2 separate regions of the Homo sapiens genome follow, and region 2 is linked to region 1. A link is a loop called in an ENCODE intact Hi-C map of the cell type or tissue named here. Cell type or tissue: dorsolateral prefrontal cortex. All regions are shown on one strand. Links, peaks and the distances in the headings refer to the core of each region. The heading gives the core; the rest is flanking DNA.

What was found. Hi-C counts contacts between places; a loop is a spot of excess contacts. Peaks named below come from ENCODE experiments on the same cell type or tissue, not always from the same donor. Only the 100,000 strongest peaks of a DNase experiment are listed, where the experiment ranks them.
Region 2: a loop joins it to region 1, with 2.4 times the contacts of the local background. A loop is called at or near these places in 7 of 110 quality-filtered maps.

The regions. Positions count from the first base shown.
Region 1 is chr1:40,031,035-40,033,938 of GRCh38, reverse strand. The region is part of intron 2 of LOC105378669 (a long non-coding RNA gene); the gene reads left to right. Among named protein-coding and RNA genes, the nearest start is that of CAP1, 8.2 kb to the left of the region's middle. In dorsolateral prefrontal cortex, for the core only: CTCF peaks have their summits at 1,262 and 1,462 (motif pointing right); a DNase peak (open chromatin) is centred at 1,458.
Region 2 is chr1:39,953,625-39,956,528 of GRCh38, reverse strand. MFSD2A (MFSD2 lysolipid transporter A, lysophospholipid) reads right to left here and starts at 1,384. Exons shown (of 14, transcript NM_032793.5): 1 at 1,144-1,384. The coding sequence starts at 1,236. RefSeq lists a silencer at 1,433-1,562. In dorsolateral prefrontal cortex, for the core only: a CTCF peak has its summit at 1,530; DNase peaks (open chromatin) are centred at 664 and 1,438; H3K4me3 peaks cover 2,086 bases; H3K27ac peaks cover 2,500 bases.

The DNA of each region.
Region 1 (2,904 bases), core at 280-2,779:
ATTGACTAGAACTTAATCATATAGCTTCTGTTTGGGGCTATAACTGAGTTTCCTATAGGTGACCAAACCCTCTTTCTTGTGGGATTGGAGACCTTGGTGGTCCATCCTGTATAATGTTTTCACAATTTTCCATTAATTTTTAGCACCGGATTTAGAAGAAGTAGGAGGTACCCCTAGTATTCTTTGGGTTATATGCATAATCCTACAAGCTATTGTATAGTGACATTTCTCTTTTACCTTGAAAATAGACCCATTTACCTGAGCTAACCATCATAACCGGTGCAGGTTAAGTTTAACATCAGGCTGTCCATGGGAGATAGCCCTGATTTGTAGCAATTGGCAACTTTTGTGGTGTAAATACTCTCACTACAATCAATTGCAAGCTACCAAGGTTATGTCACTGAATGTAGAGTTGAGAAAAATGCACTGTGGTATGCAGAACTATTGTGCTCCAAAGGTGTGCACATCCTAATCTTTGGGACCTGTGACTATCTTACCATAAATGGGAAAGGGGACTTTGCAATGTGGTTAAATTAAGAATCTTGAGATGAGGAGATTATCCTAGATTATCCAGGTAGGCCCATCCAGGTAGGCCCAATGTAATCACATGGATCCTTGTAAGGGAAAGAGGGAAACAGGAAAGTCAGAGTCAAGAAGCTCAGAAGTCAGACAAAGCTCAGAAGTCAGACGAAGCTCAGAAGAAGCAATATTACAATGAAAGCAGAGGTCACAGTGATGTGACCAAGGCCACATTTTCCCCTAGAGCCTCCAGAAGGAGCACTGTTGAGCTGTGGCGTGGGGGCAATGGTATTAAAAGGATAATGGTATCGGCTGGATTTGTTAATGGCTTCTGAAGTCTTGAAAAAAGAAGTAAGATCTGGCTGGGACAGGTGGCTCACTCCTGTAAACCTAGCACTTTGGGAGCCCGAGGTGGGTGGATAACCTGAGGTCTGGAGTTTGAGACCAGCCAGGCCAACATGGCAAAACCCCATCTCTACTAAAAATACAAAAATTAGCTGGGCATGGTAGCACATGCCTGTAATCCCAGCTACTTGGGAGGCTGAGGCAGGAGAATCTCTTGAACCCAGGAGGCAGAGGTTGCAGTGAGCCGAGATCACACTACAGCACCCCAGCCTGGGTGACATAGTGAGACCCCCATCTCAAAAAAAAAAGAAGTAAGATCATGTTAATTATCAACTCCAGTATGGAAGTCAACTCTGGCTGGAGTGATACACTGCACAATTATATATTTATTTGCTTCTCCTTCATCAGCCACTTCTTTCTGTCGCTTTCCCTGACTTCTCTGCTGCATATGCCAGTTCCTAAAAGTCCAGTCTTAGTTATTATCTTTATTCCAATGCCTCTCTGGTATGTCTGCTATCCTTTTATGTAGCTTTAGTTTCTAGAACATCTTGCTTCAACTCCGCTCAATAACATTGGACAATGTGCCAGTGAGTCACCACAAGATGGCAGCCTTGCTAATTTTGGCTGCACTGAATTCAGTTATTCATTCCTTCAAGTTGGACGGATAGGGGAGGTTCTGAATAAGACTTTAATCTTACTTATTTAACATTTCTTGAGAGCTTGCTCAATAATGGGTCTTTTAACATATTAGTGTTTTGTCTTTTAATGGTGAAAGCTAGGATTATCCCCTTTGCAGATTAGAAAACTGAAGTTGAAAATGATTAACTTGTTCAAAGTCAGGACCTAGATTTGAAACCAGAGTTTTCTGAGTCCAGAGCCAGTGTTCTTTCTATTACATAACTGAATCATAAGCTGCAACAGTATTGTTTAAGGTTTTTTTTTTAAATTATAAGTAACAAGCTGGGCATGGTGGCTCATGCCTGTAATCCCAGCACATTGGGAGGCTGAGGCTGGCGGATCACTTGAGGTCAGGAGTTCGAGACCAGCCTGGCCATCAAGGTGAAACCCTGTCTCTACCAAAAGATACAAAAAATTAGCCAGGCATGGTGGCTTGCACCTGTAGTCCCAGCTACTCGGGAGGCTGAGGTGGGAGGGGAATTGTTTGAACCCGGGAGGTGGAGGTTGAAGTGCAGTAAGCCAAGATCATGCCACTGCACTCCAGCCTGGGTGACAGAGTGAGACCCTGTCTCAAAAACAAAACAAAACAAAATAAAATTACAAGTAACAGAAAACCAACTTGAGCCAGTTTAACAGCAACAACACAACAAAGTATTTGCAGTACCTCATGGAAACTTGGGATAGAAATGATGCCCTGGCTTTAAAAGAGAGAACAGAGATAGGGATTGGAAAGCCTTCAAGGTGTGGGGGAAGAAAGAAAGAAAAATGGGGAAAGGAAAGGGAAAGGAAAAGCTGGGGAGGCCCAAGAGATTAAGTTCTGTCCCATCCCCCATTTAACTAGACTGGCTTCATTTTAATGCATTTTACGTATCAGGGCCCCATGCAATGTATTTACTTGAAAATTAAGGATTCACTACATTATTATTATTATTGAGACAGAGTCTTGCTCTTTCACCCAGGCTGGAGTGCAGTGGTGCTATCTTGGCTCACTACAACCTCCATCTCCCAGGTTTAAACGATTCTCCTGCCTCAGCTTCCCAAGCAGCTGGGATTACAGGCACATGCCACCATGCCTGGCGAATTTTTGTATGTTTTATAGAGATGGGGTTTCACCATGTTGGCCAGGCTGCTCTCGAACTCTTGGCCTCAAGCGAGCCATTCGCCTCAGCCTCCCAAAGTGCTGGGATTACAGGTGTGAGCCACCATGCCCAGCCCTAGGGATTTTTTTTCTAATTGTTCACTCTAATAAGTAAAATTATAATGAATATGTTATCATGTTGCCATAGGCAGTACATGAAATCATAAAGTAATTCCATTTCCCCTGACTCTTACAAGTTTTCTTAGGGGAGCATGGGGGTGGGT
Region 2 (2,904 bases), core at 97-2,596, 77 kb after region 1:
CAGGTTTCAGGGGGAGCATGCTCCAGCAGCCGACCTGTCCCCACCCGGCACCAGCTGCCACAACCTGAAAATCCGCTTGCTGCCAAGAGCTGCCTGAGCCCAGCCCAGGCTCCCACCCTGCCTCAGAGACAGGATCCACCTGCCTACTCCTGGTGAGAGCTCTAGAGAGCTACGGGGGCCCGGCCCAGCTGGCTGCAGGCGCAGCTGTTCCACCTATCCCAGAGCATCCCTGACCACTATAGGCAGCCAGAGCTTCAGGCGGACCCAGGAACTGTCCTACTCTCCAGCTTCCCGACCCATCGCCCTCCACCCCTGAGCTCCTAGAGGACCTTGGAGACGGGAGGAAAGGCCTCCAGGTTCAGGCCTGATCCCTCTCCGGGTGGGGCACTAGGGAGGTTGGGTTGCCCAGGGAAAGTAGATATTACTCATACATAGTAACAGCATAATTGCTCACCCAGCTCCTTCCAAAGATCAGTTAATAAAATTAAAAGGAAAAGGCAGTCACCTCCCACGAAGGTATCTATTGCCTGAGATCCTTTCCTAGGGGGCCGCCTCATTTTATTTGGTCCTTCAATAAGTCCCCAGGGCTGGGGATGTGGTCGATGGTCTCGATGCGCAAAGCACCGTTCCCGCGCGAACATCCACATTCAGACAAATGCCTGAGGGACGCGGCTCCTTTAAGAGCAGAGCTCTTGTTCTTATGAATGAACTTGAGCGGCCCTAACAGCAGAGTTGAGGCGCAAGAGTAGGTGGGTGGAGTGGGAGGTAGGGGATGAGAGATGGGGAACCAAGGGGAGTTTCCCAGATTTCTGGGGTCATCTCTGGGGTTTGGGGCGGCAAGCCCCAGCCGCTCAACACGGAAGAATGGAAACCGGCTAGGCAGAGCGGGGAATCACATGGGGCTGCCGGCAGAGCCTCTCCGCAGAGCGTGGAGTGCGGGTGAGCAAAGGGGGGCGAGGGCGCCCACAGCTTTTCTCCGTCACCCCCTGTCCCAGGGCACCCCCAGGTCCTCTCTGGCTCGTAGGCTTCCTGTCCCTGGCTATCCCAATGGTCCCCTGACCAGGCCGACCCCGGGACGCCCCTGATCCCCCATTTCCGCCTCCTCCCTCCCCTCGCCCTCCACGCGGGGTGCCGGGCCCTCACCTTCACCTGGGCCGGGCGTTCAGTGCTTTGGAGGATGCTGGTGGGTAGCAGCCCCGCCGCGGAGCCGCTCTCGGCGCCTTCTCCTTTGGCCATGACCCGCGGGCCACGCCGCTTGGGACCTGGTAGACGGGATGCTCCTCTGCCCCGCAGGCCGCTGCTCCTCCCAAGCTCGCTTCGTAGCAGCCTTAGCCACGGCCGCCGCGCGCTAGCCAAGCCGGCTGGCAGACGAGGAACGCACTCTGCTGCACGCCCCCTCCGCGCCTCTTATAGTTCTGCCCAGCCCTCTCGGTTGCGGCCAATCCCCGAGCCCCGCTGCCCCGCCTCCAGCCAATCCCGTCGCCCGCCTCCCTGCCCCCGCCTCGCCCGGCGGCTCTGTGCCACCGAGCCACGTTCTCCAAGCCCCGGAACCGGCATCTGCCTGCGCTGGCTCCTAGCAATCCGAGAAGCAGGCCGCGAGACCTCCCAGACACGCGCGAGGAAACCGAGGCCCCAGGCTGAAAGTGATCTGCCCGGGGTCCCCGATCTGCCCGAGGTCCCCGAGGTCCCCAAGGTCCGACTCTCCCCGAGTCGGGCCTACCACCCATGACTTCTGAGCCCCAGGCCTAGGAAAGGTAGGGGCTCTGAAGCCCACTTTAAAATCTGGAGTCAGGGCCTCTCTCCTTCTTCAAGCCTAGAGGACGTACGCTGACACTTTCCCTCCTGATGCCTCTCTCTCATCCCCGAAGACACACCATTCCCCCGTCCTGCCCTTGGCATCCGGGCAATGGGGAGAAAGATGAGGCAATCCAGTGGCTGCCCCTGCCAGAAGGGAGCTCCCAAGTCGTGGAGAGAAGCCGGGGCTACGCCCGCTAGTACACTATGACAACAGTGGCCTTTTTATGGATAGCTTCCTCCATGCTTAATATGATCTCTTTCGGCCCTCAAAAACCACCAAGTGAGGGTGGTACTATTATTATCCCCATTTTACAGCACAGGAAGGGGAAACTTGGAGAAGTGAAGCAACTGTTATGTAGCAGAGCCAGGCCTGAAAGGTTTTGTCCGATACCAAAGCAGTTGCTCTCAACAGCCCTGCTCTATCCCTCTTAGCATAAATTACAGACGGCAGAATGGGGTGTATGTGTCTCCCAACAAGAAGCCCTGGGAGATACATGGCTCCAGAGGCACTGAGGGTTGAAACAGGGAAAGTTTTGAAAAAGAGAATGCCCAGAAATGTGGTCCTCAAAAGAAGATGGGAGGGCATTAGTTTGGAACAGAAGGCAGGCACGGATGCCAGAAAAGAACAGTCTTTAGTTCCACCTCTGAGTCCCTTATGTCAATGTCACCCCGGTCTTTCCAGTTCTCTGATTAGTGAAGGGGCTGCTGGAACTCTCAAAGGCTACCCACCCGGTTCCTGTGCTCCTTAATGTCAGCCTCCTTCTTCCTTTCTTTAAATCTCTGATTGCAGGGAGGAGAGATAAGGTCTATCTGCCCCAGGATGGTCACACCATGCTCCCTCATACGCCAGCAGATCCCATCTGGGCACACAGCTCTTGGCCATTGCTGAGCAGAAGAGAGCCAAAGTGAGGCACTGAATACTGTGGAAAGGGAATGGCTGGCCCCATTACTCCAAGCTGTGTGACACTGTTCTGTCTCTTTTCCCCTCTCCAGGCTTGGTTAGCTAAGCTCCCTTGCAGCCCCCAAATCTTCTCTCCCACAGTCACACCATACCACAAGTGATCTGTATCCCCCGGTTGACAATGAGCTCCTCAGGTAGGAACCGCA